Linked DNA regions of Homo sapiens: region 2 is linked to region 1. A link is a loop called in an ENCODE intact Hi-C map of the cell type or tissue named here. Cell type or tissue: MCF 10A. All regions are shown on one strand. Links, peaks and the distances in the headings refer to the core of each region. The heading gives the core; the rest is flanking DNA. Region 1 has its middle 260 kb from the start of OTUD1. Region 2 overlaps C10orf67 (chromosome 10 open reading frame 67).

Evidence for each region. Hi-C counts contacts between places; a loop is a spot of excess contacts. Peaks named below come from ENCODE experiments on the same cell type or tissue, not always from the same donor. Only the 100,000 strongest peaks of a DNase experiment are listed, where the experiment ranks them.
Region 2: it touches region 1 in a loop (13-fold over the local background); 13 of 110 quality-filtered maps call a loop at or near these places.

The regions. Positions count from the first base shown.
Region 1 is chr10:23,693,907-23,709,633 of GRCh38, forward strand. It overlaps a transcript of KIAA1217 not described here. Among named protein-coding and RNA genes, the nearest start is that of OTUD1, 260 kb to the left of the region's middle. RefSeq lists an enhancer at 9,057-9,106. In MCF 10A, for the core only: a CTCF peak has its summit at 9,170 (motif pointing left); a DNase peak (open chromatin) is centred at 9,175.
Region 2 is chr10:23,285,408-23,301,134 of GRCh38, forward strand. It overlaps C10orf67 (chromosome 10 open reading frame 67), which reads right to left. Exons shown (of 16, transcript NM_001371909.1): 6 at 5,725-5,872; 7 at 4,493-4,551. Among named protein-coding and RNA genes, the nearest start is that of C10orf67-AS1, 51 kb to the right of the region's middle. In MCF 10A, for the core only: CTCF peaks have their summits at 7,919 and 9,424 (motif pointing right); a DNase peak (open chromatin) is centred at 7,924.

The sequences.
Region 1 (15,727 bases), core at 5,079-13,078:
ACTGATGAGCTCAAGGAACTCTGCTTGGAGTTGTCACCCCTACGACTGACCTCAGACCCAGGACCCAAGGGCGGGGCCCTCTTGCATCTGGAATCCAGCCTCGGCCTTGACCCCTTTCGCTTGTTCGGAGTGCTTTCGCCCAGCTTCTGGCGGAGGTTCACGCAGGGAGGGGACTCAGGTGGAAAAGGCTGGCCCCTTTGATCTCTTTGCAGGAACTTAGTAGACAGGGGCCCCGGGCTGGAGATTTGCTTCGAGTAGGCTAGAGGCGCCCTTGGCGCACCGAAGCTGGCTGCCTTGCTGGAACCTGCCGCGGGGGTGGAGGTTGAAAGGACTCTGAGCTCTTCTTCCCCAAGCCGAACTCCCTCCTACAGGAGCGTGGAAACCAACTCTCCCACACCGTCTATCCCACTCTTCCCCCCTAAACCTCTAGCGCAGCTTTTTAAAGGCATCCTGTGCAGCCTCCAACTTTGGGGAAAGAGAATGCCCAACTCCCGCTCTCCAACTACCCGTACTGCCTTCTTCCTTTTCCTGCGGTCGCCTCCAAACTCTGCTTCCCTGGTATCCCCGCCCCGACCTGGAAGCGAGCGCCCCCGGCTGCTCGCGGCAGCCCCTCGGCGCCCGTTTGCAGGGAGCGAGCTCTGGCTCCTCACAGGATCCAGACGCGGTTCCCATCCGTCCCCAGCCCTGCAGGGCACACGCGCGCGTGCACACGCACGCGCTTACACTCCAGCTCACACTCGCGCGTCCTCACTCCCTGCACCCCACCCTCCGCGCCGCTCCTCCGCGGGGTGGGGGGTGGTGGGGGTGACGTCAGGACTGCAGTCCAGAAGAGAGCGGCTGGAGAGGGCTGCGCGCTTCTCGCCAAGCAAGCGGGAGGCGCACTGGGGCCGCCGCCGTTCCCGCGCTCCTCCCTCTCCTCTGCACCCACTGTCACGCTACCCGCCCGCGGGGGAGCCTCGAGAGCCTCCAGGTGAATTGAAAGTCGTTTCCGGGGGAGGACGGAGAGGGTGCTGCAGTCCTGGCATGCCCTGAAACTGCAAGTCGGGCAGAAACGACCCGGCGGAGGAGCAGGGCGCGCAGCGCCCTGCGCAGCATCCCCGGGCTGCCAGAAGAGGCCACCACTCGGCTGGCAGCCGCGAGCGGCGGCCGAACCTCGGCCCCAGACTCGGGCCCCCGGCACGCTCGCCCGGGAGATACCCCTTCCCCCTCTTGCGCATTTCGCAGCTGCGCTGGTGTGGGGCATGAGAGCGAGGTGGCTCCAGGTCTCCGCGGAGCAGCTGCCAGTGGGAGAGCGAGGAGAGGCGAGGGGGCGGCAGCCTCGGCCCGAAGTAAGTGCAGCAGAAGTTTGCGTCGGTTGCCCCGCCGCTCCCCCAGCGCGAGTGGGAGGCACATCTCCCCTCCTTGGATAAGGAAACCGAGGGGAGACTTACAAGGGAGCCTTGCGCGGGAGAGCAAGTGAGCGTTTCGAGAGAGGGCAAGGACCCCCCCAGGAGGGCCAGGCCGGGAGGGGTCCCGGTGCGGTGATGGGGTGCCAAAAGGAGAAGACCCCCAACTGGGAGGAGGGACTGGAGAGGAACCGGACCCCGGGGATCTCAGAAAGGGAAGGATGTGGGGAGAGTGAAGGTGGAGGCAGTCACACCTATCCTGGTGACCTTGGCGTGCCCCCCTGGAGTGGCGAGCCAGGGGCTTATATAGGTGCGACTAGGATGTTGCCTCGTTTTTCACTCGGGGCTGCGAAGAGGGCATTGCTCTTTCTGATGGCTGGAAGACAGGGGCAAGGAGAGAGAGAACCGGCCCCGAGACGGGCTGGAGGGTGGGGACACTGGGGAGTTTGGAGCTGGGGGTTCGGAGTGGGAGGTTTGGGTCTTCTGAGACGCTCCAGACTCTCCGGAGGCGGCAGAGGTCGAGGCAGGAGGCGAATGTGACGCTTAGGGTCGCTACGGTTGATGTTGGGCGCCTTTGGAAGCTGGTCATTAATTCTTGTCATCGGGAGGTTTCGCGGAGGGCGACAGCGCCCGGGAGCAGGGTGACCCCCACAGCGGCCGGCCTTCCGGCTGGCTGCCCTCCCCGCTCGCCGCTCTCCCCGCGCCGCTGCGGGTCCTCCGAGACCCCGGACTGTCCTGAGCTGCTTCGAGGGCGGGCGAGACCCTGTCTGTTCAAAAGAGACCCTCGAGACCCTCGACATTCTGCTCACTTCTTTTCGGGGGCATGTTTAGCTCTTTTGGGCTCTCTCCTTCCTAATGGGATTCTCCCAAGGAGGTTTTCTTCTTTAACTGACCCTACTTCTCATAGGGGAAAAAAGTTCTTGGAATCTGCCCTCGTCCTAGGGTCAGAGCCCTGCAGAGGGCAGGCGAGGACGGCGTGGGCCAGCTCGCCTACCCTGCTCTCACCTGGGGAGGGTTCTCAGGAATTTGATATTAAATTTGATGAAACGATCCTAGGAAAGTGGCTAAGGCATCTTCTCCGAGAGTAGGAGTTTCTGTGCTTCGGGAATGGAAATCCCACTTAGCTTCTGATACCAAGTCTACACTTCGGAGAGAGAGGGAGATAGTTAATTAAAAACTGATTCAATTGAGTTGAAGACAAAAGTCATTTGTAATGCATCCTGGTCACCCAATTTCACTCCATCCCTCCCATACACTTTATGGGGCCCAACTATGTATGTGCCAGACATTGTGCTAGATGCTCCTGCAACAGAGATGATTCATGTGTGGTCTCAGCACTTTGGGAGCTTACAGTCTGTGCTAGAAGTGGTTTGGAAAGAAGGTGAAGATGCTTGCTCTACAGGGAAGGGCAGGTGCTACCTGGTTTTAACCACAATGACTCACACTCGCAGCCCATTAAGTGTATGGACAAATATTTGCAAGACGGTATCCTCCTTGAAGGCGGGATACTGTCATTCATCTTTGATTCCCAGAGACCACCACTGCACCTGCACATAGTAGGTCATCAGCAAGTACTGTTAAATGAATAAATGAATGCATGAATTATGCATAGTTAAAAGTAACCTAACGAAAACTGTCATGCTAGGGGAACATGTCAAGAAGAGACTGAAATAAAGGGAATTGGAGAAGGCAAGAGGGAAGAGAAAATAAGGTTCATGAACGTTCGAAAGTGTATATCCTTAAACAAGTGTTTGTTTTCTATCTTTATGCAATGGAAATTACCAGCACCCATCTCCGTTCTCTATGAAATACGTGCATCTCTGAACACTTAGATTGTAAATGCCATTTTTAGAGCAGAGTCTCTGTTAACTTACCATGCAGAGATCACAATACCCTTCTCATGTGGCTGTGTTGATAATAAGATGATTGGAATGTGTCTAGGTAGTGAGGCAGATGGGTGAAAAATACTTTAGGATTATAAGAATTCCTTCACGTATCTAATAATATTTTGCTACTAATGTATGAATTTATACCCTTGTGCTTTAAACGTACTTCATTTAAACCTCATTAAAATATGCATATATTGATTTTACTAGTGAAGATTAAACACATATATGGAAGACTTTCCTTGGTTTTATTAATTGAGCCCAAGTTACTATTGCAGTACGGTAGAAGGTGATAAATTCCAAGGTGAGTAATAAGGATTCCATCCCCCTCCACCCCCTGCCAAATTTAGTTTCATTATTCATTATTTCAGAAAACTAAGGCTTCATAGTTTTTTAAAAGTGCACAACAAGGCCAGTCACAGTGGCTCACTCCTGTAATCCTAGCACTGTGGGATGCTGAGGTGGGCAGATCGCTTGAGCTCTGGAGTTTAAGACCAGCTTAGGCAACATGGCAAAACTTGTCTCTACTAAAAATACAAAAAAAAAAAAAATTAGCTGGCATGGTGATGTGCACCTGTGATCCCAGCTACTTGGCAAGCTGAGGTGGGAAGATCGCTTGAGCCCAGGAGGTCAAGGCTGCAGTGAGCTGAGATCGTGCCACTGCACTCCAGCCTGGTTGACAAAGTGAGACCCTGTCTCAAAAAAAAAAAAAAGTGTACAACAAAACTACTTACTTTTGCACTCCTTTTTCAGTGTTTATCAATGATAATTATAACTCAGTAATTTGAGTCAAGAGTTTATAGGCATTAATACTGGTTTTAGTTTTTGGAAACTTTTCAGTGCTATGTGATTTGGGGCAATTTGTAGAATATTTGTAAATTTTATTTTCTCTACTTACAAAATGAGATTATTGTAATTACATGATTTAATTAGGCACTGAAAATCAAAATATGTTGATGTAGAGCATTGCTTTGTTTGGGGCTTTGTATTCTGTAGTTAATGTCATTAATTTAGTATACCAACACTGAGAAGCAATTTGTAATTTGTGAATAGGAAAAAAATAGTATATTTTCCATTATTGAGTATCTTGCAGATATTTAAGACATCAGAGCTCTAGGAAGAGTATTGTGATTGTGGATAATTTATGGTGGCTTAAAATTTATATTGTAGAAGTAAATGTAAAGAAATACTAAAAATGGTAGCTAAATGTTGGAATTCTTTAACCAAACATTGAGATGTTTCTTCTGTGGTAGATCTTTGATTTGGATTATTTCCAGAACTGCACTGTTAGATCAAATGACAATTTGAGTGAGTCTTGAAATTTGGCAAGAAGCACACTCTAGGAGGCAGAAGTTTATTTTGGAAATTTAGTTAAGGGACAGAAATGCTGAGGTTATAGGAATGTGGGGTCGTAGATTACCGAGTTTAGAAAATATCTGGCCTCATTTTGCAGATGAGAAAACTGGAGCCAAAATAGTGAAGGGTCTGCATTTCCCAGGATCACACTCAAATGCATGAGTCCCTTATGTTGTCGACCGTAGGCTTAAGAGAAAAATCACACATTCAGGATACCTAAATCCAGGGGCAGTCTAACGGATCGGCTATCCTATTTTTTTTTCCTTTTTGAGACAGGGTCTTGCTCTATCGTCCAAGCTAGAGTACAGTGGCATGATCTCTGCTTACTGTAGCCTCAACCTCCTGGGCTCAAGCAATCCTCCGATCTCAGCCTCCCAAGTAGCTAGGACTGCAAGTGTACACCACCGTGCCTGGCTACTTTTTGTAGGCACAGCCTCCTGCCTCAGACTCCCAAAGTGCTGGGCTTACAGGCATGAGCCACTGCACCTGGCTGGGTCTGCTATCCTTGAATTTGTCTTTTCTCTCATTCTCTCTGGCTCACACCGTCCAGTTGCTCCCATCTCTGAGAGCGGTCTCCCATGCCAACCCCCTACTTTCACTGCTCCTTCTGCCTGATCAGGTCCTTCTGAGGACAGGGCAGCAAAGGACTTGGTTGGGGTCCTGTGGCTCCCAGTTTCAGACACGGGCCTGGTCCTAGGCAGAGCTGTGAAGTCAGTGAAGCTTGGACTGGGTGTTCCCCACATCTTCTTTCCTACATGTGGACACCAATGTACATCAAAGAATCACAGTTTCAGACACAGAAGGGACTGCGAAGACCATCTGGTTCATTTTAGAGATGAGGGAACTTGGGCCCAGAAAACGTTCTGTAGTTTTCATGACACAGCCATGGTCAGGATCTCCTGGGTGGTATTGGTGCTCCTTTTGACTGCTTGTGCTCTCTTCTCCATTGGATGGTGCTTGCATCTGATCACTCCATAAAGTGAGCATGTGGACTCTGGAAGGAGGCACCTGTGTCAAGTTCCAACCCTGTCTCTCCCCACCTATGCAACTATGGGCAAATTACTGAAGTTGTCCAATACTTCCCTTTCTTTTTCTTTTCCTTTTTTTTAGAGACTGGGTTTCTCTTTGTCACCCAGGCTGGAGTGCACCATTTCAATCATAGCTCACTGCAGCCTCGAACTCTTGGGCTCAAGTGATCCTCACACCTTGGCCTCCCAAAGTGCTGGGATTACAGGCATGAGCCACTGTGCCCAGCCATTGCTTTCTTTATTAATAATTTTTTATTTGTTTTGTTTTATAGCTTAATATAATTGCTTTTCCTCCAGATCGTAAGTTTTAAGAAGGGAAGGAACCAAGTGTTTCTTGCTCACTACAGGTCTAAGACCTAGCATACTGTTTGGCACACAATGGACACTTGATGAAAATTTGTTGAATAAAGGAGTAAATGAATAAAAGAATGAGTGAGTGAAGTATGCATCACTTAGATAGAACTGGAATCTTAATCATGAGAGCCACAGCCTTCTAAAGATTCTAACTGTGAAGTACTGTTTCCTTTGCTAACATTACTTTATGGATAGACGTGACCCTAATATGCCTGCTCCCTGCTTCTCTCACTTATTCCTTCTCTCAGTAAGTGGCAGCCCCATTTTTGTCATTACTTGAGCCAAAAACCTCGGAGTCATCCTCTTACAGAAAGCATTCAACCCATTAACCAATCCTGCAGCTAGGCCTTCATTATGTAATCCCAATCTGACCAGTTATCACCACATCCCTTCCTGGCAGCCGAGACCAAGCTGCAGTCATATCCCTGAATTATTGCAGTGACTTCCCAACCTCTCTCTGCTTCCATCCTTGTACCACCCCCAAAGTCTAGATTCCATACACAGCCACAGCAATACTACTAACACATAAGGCAAATAATGTGACTCCTCTGCTTAAATTTTATAATATTTTCCCATTTCTCTCATAGTAAAAAAAAAAAAGCCCTTACAATTACAAATAAGATTCTACATGATCTACCTGCTCTGACTTTCTGATTTCTCTACAACTTCCCTCTTTAATCACCATGCTTCCACCACATTGCCATCTTCCTGTTCCAATAACACACCACACTTGCTGTCATCTAAGTAACTTTGAACTTATCTTTGAACTTCTCCAGATAACCTGCTTGACTTCTCCACTTCCTTCAAATGTTTTCTCAAGTTCATCTTTTCAATAAGGTCTTTCTTGGCTACACTATTTTAAATTACATCCATCTAACTTTCTATCCTTTTTTGCACTAATTTCCCTTTTAGCTCTTTGGCTATAAGAAATTCCATACATTTGATTCACTTCCATCTTTTGTTTCTCTCCCCTACTAGAAGGTAAACTCCATAAAGGAAGAGATTTTTTTTTTCTGTTTTGCTCATTTCTGAATCCCTAGTGGCTAGAACAATTCCTGCCACATAGAAGGTAGTCTGTAAATATTTCTTGAATAAATAAATGGGAATAAAATAGTACCTATATCATAGAGTCTTGTTATGATTAAATGAAACCATGCACATTGAGTGTTTAGCACAGCGTCTGGCACTTGGTACATGTTTATTTAGTATAAGACATTATTATTATGGTGTCATCTCAGTTCTCCTGGCCTTTTAGTCCCTCTTCTGGCCAGAATTGTGGTCAGAGGCAGAACTCTTCTAGAATCCCTAATACTATTTTTGGAAATGACTTTGAAGAAGTCCCAATGGCTGTTTACATCTGCTGCTGAAGATAAGTAGGAAATAAATGCATTTATCTCTCCAAGATATGGCATAATCCTTTCCGTGAAATACTTTCTGTCTTAGGGATGCTGGAAGGTTGCGGTTGTGCCTTTCATCCTCAGGGTGAGAGAGCCACATTCTCTCATGTCCATGCAAGTCGTCCTCAAATGGGTTGGCCACCTGTCTTGGTTTTTCACAACTTTCCTGTCTCTCACTTTTGGGTTTGCCTCTTGCTGGTCTTAACATAGCTGTTCTCACTGATGGCCTCCTGAACCAGCAAAGTTTAGCTGGAGGAGTTATGAGGTCGTATCAATTAACCAATGAAGCATTACATGAACAACAAAAACTAATAATAAAATGACCCCTGTAAAGCCCTCCCTAGGGCTAGTAATAGCCTGTATAAATAGCCTAAATAAATACTTCTTACTTGCTTAATAATAGCCTGTAGCTGTTTAAATGCCCTGTTGTCTGGGTTGATAGGATATTTTCACAGCTTTACCAGGACATTGTGAGCAGATATTGCGTGTACGTGTTAAAGTTTAGTACCTTATTACATTTATGTATAAATTAGCATACTATACAGATCGTAATTCCTACTAGCTCAAAGCAGTCAAATTTTAGAAGTTGACTCCACAAATAGCACCTTCAGTCCTGAGTGTTTACAATGGTTTTGCTTTACCAGAGAAAAATGTCATGTTGTGCCCATTTTTCATGCTAGAAATAGAAAGAGAGCCTTGGGTTTAGTACTTGTAGGTTACCAGGTCTTTTCTTAGCCTGCTCCATGACCTTGTCCAATTTCCATTAGATTACAGTGGCTTTTCTGGAGCCAGGAAAAGTTACTACAGCAGCAAAAATGGGGCCAACAACCTTAAAGTGCAGCATATCTATGAGAAATTCATTTTATTGTAACTGTAAAAGAGATGCAGACAGTACAGTTCTTTAGGGAAGAGGGAGAGAAGAGAAGTGAACAGAGAACTTGGGGTGGGTGGGAGGAATTTGGACTCCAGTTATAATCATACAATGAGACAATGAAATGAAAGAGGGAGTGACTTTCTAAGGGGTACACATTATTTTTTCTTTTGCCTAGTTCATAAACACATTTTATTCTGAACACTCTTCATAAGTAGGTTGTTGGGAAGTATTTTCTAATAGAAACAACATTATATGTGGAATGTAGGTTTCCAGCTGCCTTGGGGAAACCTATTTAATTTATGGCTGAGCATTCAAAAATAATACTATAGTTTGCTTTTTCATATGGGAAAATGAGTCTTAATTTGTAATTAATAAAATCTTAATTGCCATCATGTTACACCATGAAGATTCAGGTTGGGCATTTTTGTAAGTAATCTCTTCCTTGACTCCTTGCTAGTTTACTTAACAGAACAGGAGAATACACACACACACACACACACACACACACACACACACACACACAAATATATTGTATTTTGTTGTGTATGATACATATATAAAACATACTTATATAATCACTCTACTGAACAGACAATATCGAATCCACTTTATTTGCTACTTAAAAATTAACATAAATAATATTAAGTTAATAAAATGTAGCCTCCGGAGTAGCTGGGACTACAGGTGCATGCCACCTCGCCCGGTAATTTTTTGTATTTTTAGTAGAGACGGGGTTTCACCGTGTTAGCCAAGATGGTCTGGATCTCCTGACCTTGTGATCCGCCCGCCTCGGCCTCCCAAAGCGCTTCTGGTTGCCTTTTTTTGCCCTCTGTATTCTGGTCCCTCGGGCTCCTTGATGCAAAGTGTGACCAGCCCTCCCCCTAGTGGCGATTAGAACATCTTCCCTCCATGCCCTGGTTAATGCCAGGAACTTGTTTTCACCTGCTATAGTCCTGGCATGTGGGCTGGGCGCTTCTCCTTCTCAGCAGTCTCCAGAGATCGGGAGTGGAGACCCTCCTGGCGGTCACCTATATGTATAGAGCAGAGAGATGTCCCAGCAAAGAAAGTGCAGTGTGGGAGTGGTGGAGGGAGGATCAGAGAGACACTTTGAGTCTGAAGTTTCTTTTCTTTGCAAGAACGGGACATTGCCCTATGTACTTCCTGATCTGCACCTAGCTTTATACCATGGCGTCCCATCTGCAAATTCCCTGTGGACTAAAAATCTGATTGTAGGTTTCTTCCCTGTTCTCTGATTTCTGAAAAGTACAAAGACGACAAGATTTTCGGAAGGTTTTTATTTGAGATACGCTGGCTCTCTGCAGGGGGAAAAAAGCCCTGATTTGAACTGTTTGCCAATTTCTGTATCGTAAATATTTCTGCTGTGGCCAATTACAACATGACATCAACTGACTTAAAAAGTCTTAAAAACTTAACAGTTGGCTCTCGTGAATATGTACAAACTGGTCCCCATACTGCACTGTTTTCACGGCTAACAATGATGTAAAAGAAAGGGTATGTTTTCCTCTTATTCTTTCTCCTCCTCCTCCTCCCCTTTTCTTCTTGGTAAATGTAGAGAAAATAAAAGGTATAGATCAGGGGGTCAGCAAACTTGTTGTATAAAGGCCCAGAGAGCAAACATATTTTAGACTTTGCAGTCCGCACTGATTTTTGTCACATACTCTTTTTTATTTTTTAAAAAGTCCTTTGAAAATGTAAAAACTGCATTTTTGTTTTTGTATTGCCAAAGAGCAATACAAAAACAAAAACAGGTTGAGAGTTAGATTGGGTTTGTGGATCTTCATTTGCTGATCCTTGGAATAGAACATCAGGGTGGGTCTTTGGAAACCGAGGACTGGTGTAATATATACAATATACTATATATATATACACAATATATATGTGTGTATGTACTTTGTATTATGCACACACATACACATATATGCATGTATGTGTGTGTGTATGTGTGTGTGTGTGTGTGTGTGTGTGTATATATATATATATATATATATATATATATATATATATAGTGAGCTCAGTGGTAAATAAGGAGAAATATGACCCCAGGGCTTCTTTTTTTCTTTCCTTTCTTTTTTAAAAAACAGCTTTATTGAGATATAATTCTTATAGTGTACAATTCATCCATTTAAAGAGTATAGTTGCATTTTTAAAAACAAATTTATAAGGTCATGCAACTACCACCACTATCTAATTTTGGAACATTTTCATCTCCCCTAAAAGAAACTCCCCTACCCAGTAGTTGCGGTTCCCTTCTTACCTTCCAGCCTGTCAGCCCCTGAAAACTGCTCATCTACTTTCTGTTTCTATGGATTTGCTGATTTTGGACATTTCATGTATATGGAATCATAACAGTATTTATCCTTTTGTGATTGGCTTCTTTCACTCTGCGTAATGTTTTAACTGTTCATCTGTGTTGTTGCATGTGTCATTAATTCCTTTCTTTTTATTGCCAAATAAAAGTTCATTGTATGGATATACCACATTTTATTGTCCATTTATCAGTTTATGGACATCTAGGTTGCTTCCAATGTTTGGCTATTATGAATAATGCTGCTATAAAGACTAAAATACAAGTCTTTTTATGGGTATATGTCTGTATTTCTCCTGGATAGACCCCTAGTAGTGGAGTTATTGGGTGATATGATAACTATGTTTAGCATTTTAAAGAACTGTCAAACTGGTTTCCAGAGCAGCTGCATCATCTTACATTCTTGCTGTCAATATGAGGGTTCCATTTTCCTCACATCTTTGCCAATACTTAACTCTTTTTTTGAGGATAGTCATCTTTCTGGATTTGAAATGGTATCTTGTGGTTTTGACTTGCATTTCGCTAATGACTAATGAGGTTAGGTATCTTTTCATGTGCTTATTGGACATTTGCATATCTTCTTTGGAGAAATGTCTATTCAAATTCATTGTCAACTTTTAAATTGGTTTGTCTTTTTATTATTGAGTGAGTTGTTAAGTGTTCTTTATTTTAGGTACAAGTTTCTTGCAAATATTTTCTCTCTTCCTGTAGGTTTTCTTTTCAGTTTCCTGATGGTTTATTTTGCAACACAAAAGTTTTAATATGTTGATGAAGTACAATTATCTGTTTTTTTTCTTTTGTTGCTTGTGCAACAAATGCAGATTCATTAAGATTTATTCCTGTGTTTTCTTCTAAAAGTTTTGTAATTTTAGCTCTCTTAATTTGTCTACATTTTATTTTAAGTAAAGATTTTTGTATATGGTGTGAGGAAGGGATTCAACTTTATTTTTATGCATGTGGATATTCAATTGTCCCAGCAACATTTGTGAAAAGTAATCAAATTTTCTTGACAGCCTTGTTGAAATCAATTGACCATAAATGTGAGGGTTTATTTATGGGGTCTTAATGTTATTTTATTGATCTGTATGTTCATTTTTATGCCAGTACCACATTATCTTGGATACTGTAGCTTTGAAATAAGTTTTTAAATTGGAAATTGTGAGTTATTCAACTTTGTTCTTATTTTTTAAGATTGTTTTGGCTATCTCAGTACTTGAGTTTCCACATACATTTTAGGGCCTGCTTATCAATTTCTGTGAAAAAGAAAAAAATAAACAGAGAGACAGCGCCAGCTGGGGTTGTGGTAGGAATGGTGTTTAGTCTATAGATCAATTTGGGAAGTAATGTCATCTTAACAATATCAATTCATTTGATACATGAGCATGGTATGGCTTTCCATTTATTAAGGTCTTAATTTTTTTCAACATTGTTGCATAGTTTTAAGAGTATACATTTTACATAAATTTTGTTAAATTGATTTTTAAGTATTTTATTTTAAATGTTGTTGTAAATGGAATTGTTTGCTTAATTTGATTTTTGAATTGTTCATTGCTAGTATATGAAAACACAATTGCTTTTTTTTATATTGGTCTTGTGCTCTGCAACCTTGCTAAACAAATTTATTTGTTTTAATAGCTTTTTGGTAGATTTTTAAAGGATTTTCTCTATGCATGATCATGTCATCTGTGAATAGACAGTTTTATTTATTTCTTTCTAATCTAGATGTGTTTTTCTACCTCCCTCCCTTTTTTACTTCCTTGCCTAATTGTCCTCGCTAGGTCCTGTAATACAATGTTAAACAGAAGTAGCACAGGTGGACATCCTTGTCTTGTTCTGGATCTTAGAAGTAAAAGCACCCAGTCTTTCACCATTAAGTATAATGCTAGCTGTAGGTTTTCCACAAATACACTTTATCAGGTTGAGGAAGTTCTCTTTCTCTTCCTACTTTGTTGAGTGTTTCTATCATGAAATGGTATTGGATTTTTTGAAATGCTTTTTCTGTATCCATTAAGATGATTATTTGATTTTTATTCTTTATTATATTAATATTACATATTAACTAATTTTTGATACTAAACCAACCTTGCATTCTTGGGATAAATTCTACTTGATTATGTTGTACAATCCTTTTCATATGTTGCTGGACTTAGTTTGTTGAGAATTTTTGTCTATATTCATAAGAGATATTGGTCTGTAATTTTCTTGTGATATTTTTGTCTGGTTTGAGTGTCAGGATAAAAGTGACTTTCTCCTTCTATTTTTCATTCTTAACACTGCTGTTCAGGCACTTTTGGGACATGTAAGATGAAGGGAAGAGAAGGAAGTCTAGGGCTGATAGTGAGTTCCAGTCAGCAGTATGGAAGAGGGGAGGAAAACCCTAAATAGATTCTATAGTGGGCCAAAGATTCTTGGCTGCCACATGGACACCAGGCGGGGACCTGTTATTGGGTATATCCTATGTAAAGAATGTGTCCTGTTCTGTTCTTTTTATACACATATTCATTCAGAATATTTATTGATCACCAGCTGCTATCTAATAAGAAGTAAACTTATTACCAAAAAGTTTAAATAGACCTGACTCCTGTCCTATGAGAACATATAGGTTAAAGGGGTAGGAAGACACAATAGAATAATTACAAACTAAATGTAAAATTACAGCTATGATTTGTATGATGAAGGGAAGATTCCTGGTGCTGTGAGAGCATATAATATAGGGGTTTGGTCTGGTGTTCTGGCGGTGGGAATAACATACCCCAAGGCCCTGCTTTAGGAAGAAGTGAAGGAAGGCCAGTGCTGGGGGAACACAGAGAGCAGGAGGAAGGGAAATAATGGGAAGGAGAAAGTAAAAAGAACCAGGCTACCTGCGGCCTGGAAGTCTGGTGATAGGCCCATGTCATTATCCTCAGAGCAGTGTGTTTTCACTTTTAAAATGTCTGTTTCTGAAGAACTGGGGGCCATTGCCTAAATGAAATAACCCAGAAACAGAAAGTCAAATACTACACTTATAAGTGGGAGCGAAACAATGGCCACATACAGGGTGGAATAGTAGACACTGGAGGCTCCAAAAGGTGAGAAAATGGGAGGGTGTGAGGGTTGAAAAATTACCTGTTAGATACAATGTTCACTATTTGGGAGATGTGTCCACTGAAAGTCCGGACTTTACCACTACACAATATATCCTTGTAAGAAAACTGCATTTGTACCTCCTAAATCTCTAAAATAAAAATTTTTTTAAAGGCAAAAATTAAAATGTCCTTGTCTGGATTCACCAGTTTTATTTTGGTTTCAGGTTTTCCTTCAAGAAGGAAATGTCATTCACGATTTCTGCTCTTTCCATTCCAGTTCTTTACATTTTTGAGACTCAAAGTGGAGGCAAGAGAGAAATGGAATTGAATGAAGGATTTGAAAATTGCTTTCAAAAGGCTGGTCACAGAGGGAAGGAAGGGAGAAAAGCAGGGTGTATTAGTCCATTTTCATGCTGCTGATAAAGACATACCTGAGACTGGATAATTTATAAAGAAAAATAAGTTTAATGGACTTACAGTTCAATGTGGCTGGGGAGGCCTCACAATCATGGCAGAAGACAAAAGGTACCTCTTACATGGCAGCAGACAAGAGAGAATGAGAGCCAAGTGAAAGGGGCTTCCCCTATAAAATCAGATCTCATGGGACTTACTTATTCACTACCACGAGAACAGTATGGGGGAAACCACCTCCGTGATTCCATTATCTCCTACCAGGTCCCTCCCACAACATGTGGGAATTATGGGAGCTGCAATTCAAGATGAGATTTGGGTGTGCTCATAGCCAAACCCTATTACAGGGTTAAGTTTATTGAACAGCAGCAGAAGGAGGGTACACACATCTGTCTGGTCCAATCCCCTAATTTTACAGGTGGATGCCCTGAGGCTCAGAAGCACTGGGTGACATCCTGGCTCACAGAGCTTGAGGTGGCAGAGCCAGAGAGGGAGCCTCAGCTTCCTGGCTTCCTTTTGAGTGCTCTTTCCTCTGACCCTCACTCTTCCCCAAGCTGAGCTCTGAAGGACAGGAAGAGAGAGGGCAAGATGCCAAGTAGAGGAGGCCCAATATGTACAGGCCTTGAGGCAGTCCTTGCGGAAGGCCACTGTGGTTGGAACAAGGTGAGTGAACAGAAGATGGTGAGAAATGCAGTGGAAAAGTTAGGCAGGGCCTTAACTCCTCAAAGAGGAGTGCAGATTTATTCTAAGGATGGTATGAGGCGTTTTAAAGGGGGACTAATGCAAAAAACATATATGGATGAAGAAGATGACTCTTCCTAGTTCATGGAGAATGGATTAATGGGGCCAGACAGAGGTGGAGAGTTGAGGTAGGAGTCTGTGGAAGGTGAAGTGGTGAGAAGTGGACAGACTAGAGCTTTGTTTTGGAGTTCAGATTGCCAGGACTTCCACATCACCTTTAAGGCATTTGTAAGAATTCCAAGAGGAAGGTGGCTATGCCTAGGCTGGAGAAAAAGGGCAGTGTGGATCCTCCTCTAGGCAGTTGGGTTATTCTAGAAGCAGATGTGTTGGCTCTTTCTGAAGCTCTGGAAAAGTATAAAGTTTTCTGTTGCGGTGTTCATGGCTTACCCTCCAGATGTTTTGACTGGCCGTTGCCCCACCAGCCTGCGGCCACTTGACACTTTGGATATCTCCTCTCAGGTATTCGGCTATAGCAGTAGTGGAGGAAAATTCTCCAAGAAATAAAAACTTTCAGGTGGGTGCGGTGGCTCACACTGGTAATCCCAGCACTTTGGGAGGCCGAGGTGGGCGGATCACTTGAGTCTAGGTGTTTAAGACCAGCCTGGGCAAGATAGCAAGACCTCGTCTTTATAAAATAGTTTTTTAAAAATTAGCCAGGCACGGTGGTTACACACCTGTGGTCCCAGGTACTCAGGAGGCTAAGGTGGGAGGATTCCTTGAGCCCAGGAGGATGAGGCTGCAGTGTGCAGAGAGCATGCCACTGCACTTCAGCATGAGTGACAAAGCAATACCCTGTCTCCAAAAAAGAAAAAAAAAAAATAAAGAAATAGAAACTTCCTTTCATCCGAATGCCCCTCCTTCTTTCCTAATGGAAAAATGGTTACCTATTCTTCAAAGCCTTCCT
Region 2 (15,727 bases), core at 4,367-12,366, 410 kb before region 1:
ACAAAGCTATCAGAAATATAATGTGAGTCATATATAATTTTGAATTTTATAGTAGCTGTGTTAAAAAGGCAACAGAAATAGGTAAAAGCAATTTTAATAATGTGTTTTTTATCCCAATATATATTCAAAATATTATTTCAATGTGTAATCAATATAAAAAATTATTAGTGAGACATTTCACATTTTTTACACCAAGTCTTTGAAATCTAGTGTGTATTTTTCACTCACAGCACATCTCAATTGGGGAGCTACGTTTTCATTGGAAATACTTTATTTGTATTCAGATTTCATAAAATTTACAAATGAAAAAGTAAAGTCACATATCCAAGTTATCAAAAATATACAGAAAGGTTTTCCAAGAACTGAAATGAGTTTTTAAATTTGAATTTAAATAATTGGAAATTAAATTATCAAAACTTAGTTCCTCACTTGCACTGGCCACATTTCAAGTGCTCAATAGCCACATGTGGCCAAGGGCCACCATGGCACAGTGCAGATTTAGAAAGCTGAGGCAGCACTTAACTGATATATTTAAACTCACAGATATAGCCAGCCATCAACTGGTGGCTTACCAGTGAGATTTTGTTTTTTTGCTTTAATTTGTTATTGTACTCCTTATAGAGAGTCAGAAGTACATGCTACTCATTTCTACCAGTGGTATACAGACTGAAGAGCTTGAGAAACATTTTCAATAAAGAACCAGGCCCAGTGCAGTGACTCACACCTGTAATCCTAACACTTTGGGAGGACGAGGTGGGAGCATCACTTGAGGCCAGGAGTTTGAGACCAGCCTGGGCAATATAGGGAGACCCTGTTTCTGCAAAAATAAAAAAATAAAAAATTAGCCAAGTGTGGTGGTACTCCTGTTTAGTCCCAGCTACTCTGGGAGCTGAGATGGGAGGATCGCTTGAGGCTGGATGTTTGAGGCTGCAAGTGAGATATTATTGTACCACTGTACTCTAGCCTTAGGGACAGAGTGAGACTGAGACATAGAAGGGAAGGGGAGGGGAGGGGAGGGGAGGGGAGGGAGGGGAGGTGAGGGGAGGGGAAGGGAAGGGAAGGGAAGCAAAGAAGGAAGGGAGGGAAGAAGGAAGGGAGGGAGGGGAGGGAGGGAAGGAAGGGTGGGAAGGGAAGGAAGGGAGGGAAGGGAAGGAAGGGAGGGAAGGGTGGGAAGGAGGGAAGGAGGGAGGGAGGAAGGAAAGGAGGGAGGGAGGGAGGAAAGGAGGGAGGGAGGAAAGGAGGGAGAAAGGAGGGAGGAAAGGAGGGAGGAATGGAAAAACTGGTGATGGTTCCCTGGTTGGTTATTAAGTGAAACTAGAAGGCTGAGATTTCATTTCTGACCTTAGAGGTTGATGCCAAGAAGGTTAAATGGAATTTACATTATTGTCACTGCAAATAGGGTGAAGCCTAAGAAAATGAACTCCCCTTGTGAAAATCTGTGAGGGATTCAGTTATCAGGGAAACATCTCCCACCTCTGACCAATCAGGGTAACCATTTCTTTGAAAAATACTTCTTAAAAGTAGTTTTATCTAAAATCTGAGAATATCTTGAATGAGGAAATAAGAGAGGACACAAACAAATGAAAAAACATTCCATCCTTATGGATAGGAAGAATCAATATCATGAAAATGGCCATATTGCCCAAAGTAATTTATAGATTCAATGCTATTTCCATCAAACTACCATTGACATTCTTCACAGAATTAGTAAAAACTATTTTAAATTTCATATGGAATCAAAGAAGACCCTGTACAGCCAAGACAATCCTAAGCAAAAAGAACAAAGTTGGAGGCATCACACTACCTAACTTCAAACTATACTACAAGGTTACAGTAACCAAAACAGCATGGTACTGGTACCAAAACAGACATATAGACCAATGGAGCAGAACAGAGACCTCAGAAATAACACCACACATCTACAACCATCTGATCTTCAACAAACCTGACAAAAACAAGCAATGGGGAAAGGATCTCCTATCCAGTAAATGGTGCTGGGAAAACTGGCTAGCCATATGCAGAAAACTGAAACTGGACCCTTTCCTTACACCTTATACAAAAATTAACTCAAGATGAATTAAAGACTTAAATGTAAAACCCAAAACCATAAAAACCTAGGAGAAAACCTAGGCAATACCATTCAGGACATAGGTGTGGGCAAACACTTCATGACAAAAACACCAAAAGCAATTGCAACAAAAGCCAAAATTGACGAATGGGATCTGATTAAACTAAAGAGCTTCTGCACAAAAGAAACTATCATCAGAGTGAACAGGCAACCTACAGAATGAGAAAATCTTTGCAATCTACCCATCTGACAAAGGTCTAATATCCAGAATCTACAAGGAACTTAATCAAATTTACAAGAAAAAAACAAACAACCCCATCAAAAAGTGGGCAAAGGATATGAACAGACACTTCTCAAAAGAAGACATTTACGTGGCCAACAAACGTGAAAAAAAGCTCAACATCACTGATCATCAGAGAAATGCAAATCAAAACCACAATGAGATACCATGTCACACCAGTCAGAATGGCGATTATTAAAAAGTCAGGAAACAATAGATGCTGGTGAGGCTGCAGAGAAATAGGAACACTTTTACACGTTAGTGGGAATGCAAATTAGTTCAACCATTGTGGAAGACAGTATGGAGTATTCCTCAAGGATCTAGAACCAGAAATACCATTTGAACCAGCAATCCCATCAATGTGTATATACTCAAAGGAATGTAAATCATTTTACTATAAAGAGACATGCACACATATGTTTACTGCAGCATTATTTACAATAGCAAAGACATGAAACCAACCCAAATGCCCATCAGTGATAGACTGGATAAAGAAAATGTGGTACATATACACCATGGAATACTATGCAGCCATAAAAAGGAATGAGATCATGTCCTTTGCAGGGATATGGATGAAGCTGGAAGCCATCATCCTCAGCAAACTAACACAGGAACAGAAAACCAAACACCGCATGTTCTCACTCATAAGTAGGAGTTGAACATTGAGAATACATGGACACAGATTGGGGAACAACACACACCAGGGCCTGTTGGGGGGCTGGGGGGTGAGCAGAGAGAACTTAGAGGATGGGTCAATAGGTGCAACAAACCACCATGGCACATATATACCTATGTAACAAACCTGCACATTCTGCACATGTATCCCATTTTTTTAGAAGAAATAAAAGACAAAACATTTTTAAAAATTAAAAAAAGAATATCTTGAATGGCAATATCAGGCCTGGCTGAAATCTGAACCTAAACTTAGGCACATGTGGTGGCTAAGCTCTTCAAATGTGGCTAGTGCAACTGTGAAACTGAATTCTTAATTTTGTCTGATTTTAATCCATTTTAACTTAAAAATGGATACTCGGTTCAGTTACTGGAAGATATTTATGTTTATTTGGAATAACTTGGGGATGTGAATCTGCTTGTTTATCTGTAAACTGTATGAACTGTAAATGCATTCCTATTCTATTCATCTCTTGGAGTATTTTTCAGTGCCTCAGGCATCGTGCTCCCCACTAAGAGACCAGATAGCGCAGTTTCCACCCTCATGGAGCCTCCAGTAGGGCAGGGAAGATAGACCATAACAGAATGGTAACTGAGAGCCACAATAGGGAAGTTTGCGGATAAATGAGAACAGAGTAGGGAAGCCCCACGTGTGCAGGGAGAGCAGGAATTGCTGAGATCCTACTGCATTCAATTCAATGAGCTAAGAAATCTTGTTGTTGTGGGGGTTGGTGGTGTGTGTGTATGTGTGTTTCAGACAGGGTCTCACTCTGTTGTCTAGGCTGAAGTGCAGTGGTGCAATTCTAGTTCACTGCAGCCCCGAACTTCTGAGCTTAAACAATCCTCCTACTTCAGCATCCCGAGTAGCTGGGACTACAGATATGTGCCACCACACTCGGCTAATTTTTTTAATTTTTATAAAGAAGGGGTCTCACTATGTTTTCCAGTCTGGCCTTGAACTTCTGAGCTCAGAAGATTCTCCAACCTTGGCCTGCAAAGCTGCTAGGATTACAGGTGTGAACCACTGCGCCCCACCTTGGAAATCTTGATTTTTATTCTACCAAAAGAATTCCCTGCTCTAAATATTTACCAGATAACATAAGCCCAGCTCATTCATGAACATCAACTAACATCTGATCTGAAAATAAGACTGTTCATTTTTAATATAACTTTTTCCTTAACTGCAAGCTCATCTTCAGACTTCTCTGTGTCATGTAACTATTCGGTGCCTTAAAATCAACAAGGCAGATGGTCAGTGATCCCAAACAAAAGAAGTATCTATACATCCGTGAGTTTTCAAGGTGGAGTCCTTATTTGCTTCTAGTCACCCTTCCCAAATAGTGGGGAGAGATTAAATATGTGAATCAACTTTCCTCTATGTCATAAGACACTCTGGACACAGTGTTATTTGGCCAATTGCGCCTATAGTTCCATTTAAAAGAGTCATTTATCAACGTAAAACGTTATAGTACCTTTTGAATAGTTTTGTGATCCTTTTCTGCCATCTCTTTCATACTTATAAGTTCATCTTCTGTAAACAAAAGGAGAGAGAGGCCAACCATGAAATTACATGCTTATGCCCCTGTATTTAAACGGCCTGCTTCAGGGCAGGCTGTGGGGCACTAGCAGGCATAGTGGACACAAGGCCTAGCAGGACTGTGACCTTCACAACTGCCCTTGACATTCGCAGCCTTCTTCCTGCTGTTCAGATGGCCGGTCAGATAGGGATTAAGAAGTAAGTTCAAGATCCAAGTGTGGCTGAGGGCTGAAAGCTTTTCATCAATACTAGCGACGGACATTTTTGCTGTTGGTCACAGCCAATACAAAGAGCTTTAGCAGGTGGCAGTTTATGACTTAATAAGAACGACCCAAAACTAAAAAGCCTTGCTATGCCACAGCAGAAGAGAATGAGACTATACTGGCATGGTAGAATTTTACATCCAAGGGATAATATTAATATAATATATCTCATTTTACTGATATTTTGCTATAATTCATTGTATTGCCTGCTCATTGCTTTGAATACTGCAGATTAAGGACAACATCATGTAATTAACATAATCACTCGGATCACAGTTAAATGAAAAAATACGTTAGAGCAATCTCACCTTGGTGATTATTTTTTTCTCTTTTCCACATGTTCTAACAACTTCGGTGATTTAAACACAACTTTCACCAATGTTTGTGGTATGAAAGAAAAGAGGTATTAAGTATACAAATGAAATTGTGTATTTAAGCTTTGCATCAAAAATTGAAGTAACTAGTAAGTACTAGCATATTTTCCTGAAGGGCTAACTCTGTTTTCCCTACAAAGCATATCCCTATATGTATTCTTAAGTTTTTAAATGTTATCAAGTTTAGATAATCAGTTAAGCATCTGAAACAAATCAGCAAAAGTTTCTATCTGGCTATAATATTTCTAAGTGAAATGGAGCATTGATTAGCAAATTTTTGCAAAGGCCAATGTCTGTCTTGAAACAACACCCTGAATTAACGTGACATGGCTCAGGGGTACAACTACAAACACATCCTCTGTCCCAAGCAAGAAGTGCTATCTTTAATAAAAAGCAAAGATGGCTATGAAATTCATCTTTCAAATGTAAATAACCAAACGAATGTATGTTTGGAAAAGACAAACATAGTTATGAGCTTTACAAAGTGACCAATATACAGATTTTTCTCAAAAGTGATTTCAAAATGTTACCTAATCCTGAATTTTCTTTTAGATTGATCTGGATTTCTTCTTCAAGCTCTGAAATGATCTGAAGCAGCCTCTCATTTTCCACTTTGTACTCCAAATTTTCCTTTTCTAGGTTTGATTTTGGAGAGCTGGTTTCTTTGGCAAAAGATTCCTAAAAGATGGAGAATGCCATATTCCTAAGCAGGGAGCCAAGGATTTAAATATGCAAGACAAGGACAATACAGATACAGAAAAGCTATCATATAATTTTCTGAATTCTATTACACACTTATAAGAATAGTAAAAAGGAAGGAGCCTAAATAGAGCTTGCTGGAAGAAAGGCTCCAGTACATTCTGTACAAAGACCTCAACACATGGGGACATTTTATTGACAGGAATAATGCATATCATACTGTTTGTGTGCCCTCATCATTCAGGTCAATTCATTATGGAGGCTGTGTCCGGGGAGGCAGCTGGGGCCCCTCCACCCACACTTCCCTCTGTGTGTGTCTGAAGTGCTGTCCGCCTGTAACTAGGCAGGCTGGGGGGACCAGGACGGGCAGCGCCAGGGGGTGGCAGAGTGCATGGCTAAGGAGGGGGGCTTGTTGCCTTTGTGGCATTTCCCAGTGTCAGTGCTGCCAGTGTCATGAGGAGCACATCACATGTCAAAGTGGTGACGTTTTCAGGCTGGGAGCCGCATGGAGTCCATCAGGCACACGGATATCCACACAGTTGGTTTTCTGCTTGGTGGAGGAGCCACCCAGAGGCAATTCATATTCTGAACATTAACATGGCTTTGCATGCTTGTCACACGGGGTCTGTGCAGGCGTTTAATGCTATTGAAGACTTTGGTTTAAATCTCTATGCAAACAGTGATTACCTTGTAAGAAGGTTTCAGGATAACTTACAACAAAAGACTTTAAAGTTATAGTTTTAGTAAAGCAAACTCATTTACATTTTTATTATGTGCGTCTTTTGTTTAAATCTTGCCATGTCCATTATGGGAGAGCTTTTTCTTACGCAATAGACGCGCTTATTGGGACAGCTACTCTTTTTTTTTTTTTTTTTTTTGCCTTCTTCTTCTTGTCTGTTTCAAAGCTATTGAAAACATCTGAATATCCTCCCTTATGGCTGTCTAGATTTTATTGCCATGCATTAAAAAAAAAAAAATTAAGCTCTAATGGATTGGGGAAGCTGGTGCAGAACTTTATACTTTATTGTGGTATGATATTAAACAGATTATGCAATCTCAAAATATTATTATGCCAAAGGAGATAGAAGATTCTACATGCCTTGTTCAAAATTACTATAGACATTAAAAATACTTTTGATCTTAAGGTCATCACAGGTGAATTATAACTTATTCTTTTTACAGTAATTCCATGATGGCAATAACTAAAAATAAAATCTTCCCTCAAAAACAAAATAATTTCTCTCGACTGATTTCCCTTTGGAACTACACTTTCATTTAAGGTTAAGGATATGTGGAAGTAAACTATTAAAATATTTTCCCCTGTAACAGTTTTAAAGAAAAAGAAGTGATTTAAATTTTTTGTAGTACATTAATAAGTCCTTTAAAACAAGTGACTTACTAATGAAATTACGTATGGTATATATATGTGTGTGTGTGTGTGTGTAAGAGTTAGTAATATTTAAAATATGTTCTTAAATTTTGCACTAAGCTCAATTACAAATCTTCATGACTTTGATTCACCATTTCACTTAAATTATTTGAGCCCAATTCATCTTAACTAATGAGAACTAACAAACCTAGTAAGTAGTTAATAAACAACACTGTTTTCTTAATAAACGAAGAATCCGTCATTAATTTCTTGTCCCACATTGTTCAATTTGAGACCATCACAGAATGCATTTATAGACTAAAAGGTTTTGTGTGTGTGTGTGTGTGGAAAGAAATAAACAAACAATACTGGCCTTAATAGGCTTAAGCATACTTTTCCTAACAGTGGCAGAATATGAACATCCACAGAGGATTACATGAGCACCCGATTCTCATAAACTAAAGAAGAACTATTTGAATTCATCAGATGAAGTGTAAAATTTACAAATGGTAGCAGCTAATACCTAACTACGGGTTCTAAGAATCTCTTTGTATGAAAGCAGGACGCAAGGAAAACACATTAAATACGGGGGTTTGTCCTCCACATATCAAACCACAACCCCTGTTCTTCCAAGGTTAACCCTTAGCTCTGTCCCCACCATCTGTCAGCTGTGGGAACTGCAAGTAATTAACTATTCAGACGCCCACAGCAATGAGGACACTCATTAGCAAAATGAACAAAGGGATCGTTCTGAGCTGCTACGGTGCTCTGTTACACTCTGAGTGGCAGGTTTTGTGGTGGTGTTCCTTCTGCCATCTGCCCACACTGCTAGTTTGTGTTTGCTTAAACCAGGAGACTTTTAAAAAATAAACTGCCTTAATAAAATGAGGTTAAGAAGGATGGAGATCATTAAAGGCAGTTAACTGGATGTAGCCGTTTAAACCACACTATAAGAGAGACTGTGTGCAATCCATGATCATTCTGGAATTTCAAAATTGTAAAGAAACTTACCAATCTCAAGTTTTTCTTTCATATTATAAAAACTAGGGCTTCAGGTGGTGGCATATGTGCTATATCTTTTGTGAATATTCACAAGATGCATAGAATTACAAACTGAATCCCAAATTGAATCTCGAAAGAATCATTTTTGAAAACAGGTGTACTTGGGAGCTTTGCTCCTCAAATGCGGTCCATGGACCAGGAGCCTCAGCATCACCTGGGAACTGATTAGAAATGCAGCCCCTCAGGCCCAACCCAGAGCTACTGTGTCAGAGTCTGCATCTAACGAGATCTGCAGGTGATGCATGTGAGCAGTAAAGTCTGAGAAGTCCTGCTTCAGAGCACTTTCTGTGCCTTCTCAGCAGTTTCCCCTCCACAGGCTCCATTGAATTGGACATCTCAATTTTCTGGGGAGGAGCAGAGTTCTGATGCAAGCCCATGCCTCATGACAGTCACAGAGAAGAGCAGGTGCTTTCCCAATGAGTGACAACCAGGAAAGTGGCACTCTGGGCAGTGCAACCCTGCAGAGCTGCCACTCTTGAATGACAGCTCTGTTTCAGAGCTGTCAGCAACAAGCAGATATGCTCGCAATGGAAGGTAGGTGGGTGATGGTTGCAGGGCTCATCAGTGTTGGGATAAGAAAAATAAAAAGTCTATTCAAAATGCCAGCTCCAATTGAAATTAAAACACATGCACAGGCACACACACACACACACAGAAACACACACACACACAGAAACACACACACACAATTACAGAGACATAAAGGCTAACCTCCTTTATAAATTCTCAAGAGGATTAGCCAACGGACAGCATGGAAACCTGATGGCTACAATGGTATGCAGCTGAGTCACATTGATTTCCCACCGAATAAAACCTGAACATTTCATCCCTTGAATGAAGTTGCTCTTGGGAAAATTCGACATTCAGGATGTTCCCATCTGGAGATGAGAAATTACAACTACTTATTAATTATAAAGCTATTGAAGTAATTTGATAATCAGTAAGAGTAAACTAGATAACTGTAGATAAACTAAATAAAACTTGTTTATTTCACTTTTTTTTTCAACTTACTTCCACTGCTACTTTGAAATTTTTAATTGTTTTTCCAAATCCCGTGTTCCCAATCTAATTTGAGACTTGGTGTCCCAGGGGTTTTTAAAATACCACTAGAGGGGGCAGTTGAATCAGATGAAATTTCAAATAAAAAAGATCATCTAGAACTTAAGGTTTTAGGAAAGTTTGTTCTTAGAGAATGTAGGAAAAAAGTGTGTTTCATTTTATTTGATATAAGCTATGACCTGCCTTTGTGGCATTCATGTCTGTGTTCTTGAAATGGTGACACGTATGCTTTCCATCACCCTCAGTCAGGAGGGGAGAGCAGAGCAGTCAGGAGGGGAGAGCAGACACGTATGCTTTGTCGGGGTCTCCAGGAGAAATCCATACACCCCGTTAATCAGAATCACCTCACCTTCCTCAAATATTAAGAGTGTTTACAGAAATTCTAATGTGCTCTTTGGGGACTAACTACATTGGAATAACCAGAGTATTCTGGATGCCACTGAAAGCCAGAGAACAGCCTGCTTACATATGAGCCGGTGTGGCTCCCACCTGCTCTCCTTTTCACAAAGCCACAGCCCATCCTCACGCTTTCCCCAGAATGTCCAGCTGGGCCAGGTAACCAGCTGAAGAGAAAAGTTAGAGGTGTAAATATTTCAAGAGTATAGGGAGCTGTCTTACCCAATTGGGGTGTTCTCAACAGTCCAGAGGTCTGTTTGGTACATTTTATGGAACATAAACGGATGGCCATAAGGATTTGTGCATTTCCTTATAATACCTGAATTGATACATGAATATTTCTTCAAAGAACTTGAAGCAATTTACATTCAATACAGCAGGTGTTCTTATCATAACTCTCTAGTTTAGCCAGGCGGGTATCATGTTGCATTTCACAAATGGGAAATAAATGGATCAAAATTGCCTTGCCACATCTACACTGGATGTCTTTGGCCAAGGCAGGATTAAAAGCAAACTATTACAGTTTTTAGTCTTTTCTATTAAATTGTTTTCTTCAAAAAGTAAAAGTAAATGTAAACCCAAGAAAAGGTTTTTCAAAGGCAAATGCAAAAATTGAATGTGCTTCCTAGTCCAAGATATATACAAAAATTAATATTCAATTTTATTAGATCTATGCTATTGACACAATGCTGTATTGCTTAGAAGGTGCTCAATTTTTTCTAGATATAAAGATTTCTAATAGATTAACAAAGTAAACACCTAAAGCAAACATTTAAACCAGTTTAAATACGATCCTTTAGAATGGTTTGTGTTTGATTCATTATCTCTTATAACGTTGAAGTTTTAAATAAGAGTACTAGTGAGGGATTTAGATAAACCATAAATTGTATTCAAAGGCATGAGCAACCCATAAGTGTTTCTTCCTAGTGTTAACATTTTGACATATAACTTTTCAGATTTTCCTGTATGCATGTGTCGATATTTCTATGTGTACTTTTTTTTTTTTGCAGTTGCAAGATTTAATAGAGTTAAATAGAGTGGAAACAGGGCTCCCATACAAAAGGAAGGGACCCAAAGAGGGTAGCCATTGCCAGCTCGAATGCCTGGGTTTATATCCCGATCATTGTCCCTCCCACTGTGCTCTTAGGCAACAGATGATTGGCTATTTCTTTACCTCCTGTTTTTGCCTAATTAGCATTTCAGTGAGCTCTCCTTACTATCTGATTGGTCTGGTGTGAGCTAAGTTGCAAGCCCTGTGTTTAAAGGTGGAAGCGGTCACCTTCCCAGCTAGGCTTAGGGATTCTTAGTCGGCCTAGGAAATCCAGCTAGTCCTGTCTCTCAGTGCCCCTCTCAACAGGAAAACCCAAGTGCTGTTGGGGAGGTTGGCTGATGACCGCTCTAATTGCTTCCTGCTGAATTGGGGTGTACTAGGGGTCGTGCAGTTGAGATTTCCTCGGGAGGGGTGACTTTGATGTCATTAACATCGGAGCATGGGCTAGCAGGCTGGTCCAGGGGTCTGTGGTAGATCTTAGTCACAGACTGCATCTGGGGCACCATTTGAAGAATGATTTGTAGTTTTACAGCTTTGATTCTGGAAGAGACAAACTTAACAAGGAGGTTAAAGATACAGGGATTGAAATGTATGGCCTGCAGTGCAGGGGATTATTTCTTTGGCACACTTTACAGGCCTTGACTATCTGCTTGATAGTTTTGAAAAGGCCTGGTCCAGTAAATAATAATTTGGCCACCTGATGGGTGCTATTAATGCCTAAGTGAAAGGTTTGGTGAAGGGTTTTAAGTAATTTCCATTGGTTAGCTGCAGGCAAAAGTATTTTTCCTTCTTCCATGGCTAGCCATCCTGAGGGAAGGCAACTATGTCCTCGTGAGGTTCCCCATTCTATTTCTTCTTCTGAGTACTGGGGCTTGCTTTCCTGGAGGGGATTACCCCATACTAGAGGTCCCCTTCTATAAGCATTTCTAATGGAGGGTCCTTCCTTGTGGCTGTTTTGGCTTCAATATCTTCTTGGTGGTTCCTTTCTATTTCCCTTTCCTTTCCTTTCCTTTCCTTTCCTTTCCTTTCCTTTCTGATGACCCCACCAGTCTAAGACTGCCACCTCTTTAGGTTTCTGTACAGCCAATAATATTTCCCTAATGGCTTCCTGATGTTTGATAGGTGTTCCCTCGGAAGTTAGGAATTCCCTTTCTCTCCATATTGCTGCATGGGCATGGAGGACTAGGTAAGCATACTACTCTGTATATATATTCACCCTTTTTCCTTCTCTTAATTCTAGTGCCCGAGTGAGGGCTATTAGTTTTACCAGCTGAGCACTAGTTCCTGGAGTGAGGGGATTACTTTCAAGTACTCCATTATCACTGACAACTGCATACCCCGCTTTTCGAAGTCCTTTTTCTACAAAGGAACTTCCATTAGTATACAAGTTGAGGTTGGGATCAGTCAAGGGAACCTCTAAAAGGTCCCCCTGAGCGGCATAGGTTTGAGCAATTACTTGTTGACAGTTATGTTCTATCTTTTCTTCTTTGTCTGGAAGAAATGTGGCTGGGTTAAGAGTTGCACAAGTGCGCAGTCGCAGCACTGGCCCTTCAAGTAATAGAGCCTGATATTTAAGTAAACAGTTGTCTGACAGGCACAAGTCTCCTTTAGCAGTGAGTAAGCCATTCACATCGTAAGATATCCACACAGTAAGATCTCTTCCCTGTATTATTTTAACTGCTTCAGATACTAAGACTGCTACTGCCACCACTACCCGTAAACAATGAGGCCAACCCGGCCGGGCATGTTGGCTCACGCCTATAATCCTAGCACTTTGGGAAGCTGAGGTGGGCGGATCACAAGGTCAGGAGATCGAGACCATCCTGGCGAACACGGTGAAACCCCATCTCCACTAAAAATACAAAAAATCAGCCAGGCGTGGTGGTGTGCACCTGTAGTCCCAGCTACTCGGGAGGCTGAGGCAGGAGGATGGCATGAACCTGGGAGGCGGAGCTTGCAGTGAGCCGAGATGGCACCACTGCACTCCAGCCTGGGCGACAGAGTGAGACTCTGTCTCAAAAAAACAAACAAACAAAAAAATAAAAACAATGAGGCCAACCCTTTGCCACTACATCAATTTCCTTACTCAGGTATGCCACAGGTTGCAAGCTCATCCCTCAGACCTGTGTGAGGACTCCTAGAGCTATTCCTGTTTTTTCTGTGACATATAAAGAAAAGTCTTGCCCCATTGGCAAGCTTAACACTGGGGCTTGGGTTAGGGCTTTCTTTAGGGCCTGGAAAGCCACTTCTGCTTCAGGTGTCCATCTTACTAAATGGGTATTGGCTTTCTGAGTTTCCTTAATTAGTGTATATAATGGTCTGGCTATTTCGCCGTACCTGGGAATCCATATTCGGCAGTTCCTGTTATGCCAAGGAACGCTCTTAGTTGCTTCAGGGTTTTGGGATAAGGATAAGCCAATATAGCCTGGATACATTCCTCACTGAGGGTCCTGGTGCCTTTGGATAATTTTAGCCCTAAGTATTTAACCTGCTGTGAGCAGAGCTGAGCTTTTGGTTTGGAAACCTTGTAGCCACAGGTAGCAAGGAAATTTAAGAGCACCTGGGTGGCTTGATGACACAAGGTTTCTGAATGGGCGGCTAAAAGTAAATCATCCATGTACCGAAGGACAACAGTGTCCAGGTATGAGAACTGGCTCAAGTCTTGGGCTAATAGTCTTGGGTGCCTGGCCAAATAGATGGGGGCTATTCCTGAACCCTTGGGGTAAAACAGTCCAGGTGAGTTGAGACATTGGGTTTGAAGGATCTTCAAAGGCAAACAAGAATTGAGAGTCAGGATGTACAAGGATGCAGAAAAAGGTATCCTTAAGGTCCAGGACTGTAAACCACTCTGCTTCCTCTGGTATTTGGGAAAGCAGAGTAGAAGGGTTAGGTATAGCTGGGTATAGAGGAACAACAGACTCATTGATAATCCTGAGATCTTCCACTAACCTCCACTGTCTGTTGGGTTTCTGTACTCCTAAAATTGGAGTATTGCAGGGGCTATTGCATGGTTTTACTAGGCCTTGGGCTTTTAGGTCCTTAATCTTTTGGAGTCCTTGTTGGACCTTGGGTCTAAGGGGGTACTGCCTTTGGTAGGAAAAGGAGGCGTAATCCTTTAGTTTAACTTGAACAGGACAGGCATTCTTTGCTCGTCCATATTGTCCTTCTGTTGCCCAGACTTCAGGATTAGTTCCTTCCTCAAGCAGGGGACAACAAATGGGGTGTTCCTTCTCCTATGTTCAGGTGTATAATGGCCCCTGCTTTTGCTAGAATGTCTCTCCCTAAGAAGGAAGTGGGGCTTTCAGGCATAATTAGAAAAGCATGTGAAAAGAGTAAAGTTCCCCAGTCACAACTTAGTGGCTGGGAGAAGTATCTAGTGACTGGCTGTCCTAGGACCCCTTGGATAGTGACAGATCTGGAGGACAATTGTCCACGACAGGAGAGTAAGACTGAGAAGGGGGCGGGTGCAGTGGCTCATGCCTGTAATCCCAGCACTTTGGGAGGCTGAGGCGGGCGAATCATGAGGTCAAGAGATCAAGACCATCCTGGCTAACACGGTGAAACCCTGTCTCTACTAAAACATACAAAAAATTAGCCGGGTGTGGTGGCGGGCGCCTGTAGTCCCAGCTACTCAGGAGGCTGAGGCAGGAGAATGGCGCGAACCCAGGATGTGGAGCTTGCAGTGAGCCAAGATCGCGCCACTGCACTCCAGCCTGGGTGACAGAGCGAGACTCTGTCTCAAAAAAAAAAAAAAAAATTACTGAGAAGTCTGTGCCAGTGTCCAGGAGACAGTTAACCTCCTGGCCTTCAATGGTCAAGCATATCTGGGGCTCTGTGAGGGTGATGGCATGGGCTGGTGCTTGCCCCAGGCACCCTCAGTCCTGCTGCTCGATCATCCGGCTAGTGGCTTCTGACTCAGAGGATCTTTGTCCCCTGGGGCAGCGGGCCTTCCAGTGATTCCCTTGACATAAGGGGCATGGATGAGAGGGTGGCTTACTTGTACTTGGACAATCTTTTTTAAAGTGTCCTTATAGACCGCACTGGAAGCAAGCCCTATTAGGCATTCGATTTTCCCAGCTTTTCCCTTTTCCAGAGCCTCCAAAGTCCGCTTGCCTGAGGGCCATGACTAAAGCGGTGGCCTTTTTTTATCCCGTTTGTCCCATTCCGCCTGCTCCTCCTGATCTCTATTATAAAAAACCGAGGTTGCCAAGTTCAATAGAGTTTCTAAGTTTTTCTCCGGGCCTAAGGTGGACTTTTGAAGTTTTTTTCTAATGTCTGCAGCTGACTGAGTAATAAACTTATTTATCCTTTAAGATCAGTTGGACTTCAACAGAGTCAGGTGATAGAGAGGTATGCTTCCTCAATGCCTCTCTTAGTCTCTCCAGAAAGGCAGTAGGATTTTCTTCCTTTCCCTGTGTTGTAGTGGACATCATTGAATAATTCATAGGCTTCCTCCTAGTTTCCCTTAGTCCTTCTAGCACGCAAGTTAGCAAATGTCTGCAGCACCAATCTCCATGTTCTGATTCTGTGTCCCAGTGAGGGTCTACACTGGGAATTGCCTGCTGGCCTGTGGGGAATCATTCTTTTTCCTCTGTTGTCATCCTATCATTGAACTGACTGAGATACCAGAGATCACCAAACTCTCAGGCTGCAGTTATGACGGCACTTCTCTCATTTGGGGTTAGTGTCTGATTTAGCAGTAACATTGTATCTGTCCATGTCAGATCAAAGGATTGTCCTAACCCTTGTAAAACATCAATATAGCCATCAGGGTTATCTGAGAATTTACCTAGGTCTATTTTAATTTGCTTTAAGTCTGAGAAAGAAAAAGGTACATGCACTCTAGCTGGGCCAAATTCTCCTCCTCCCACTGCTTGGAGGGGGCATAATCGGGGAA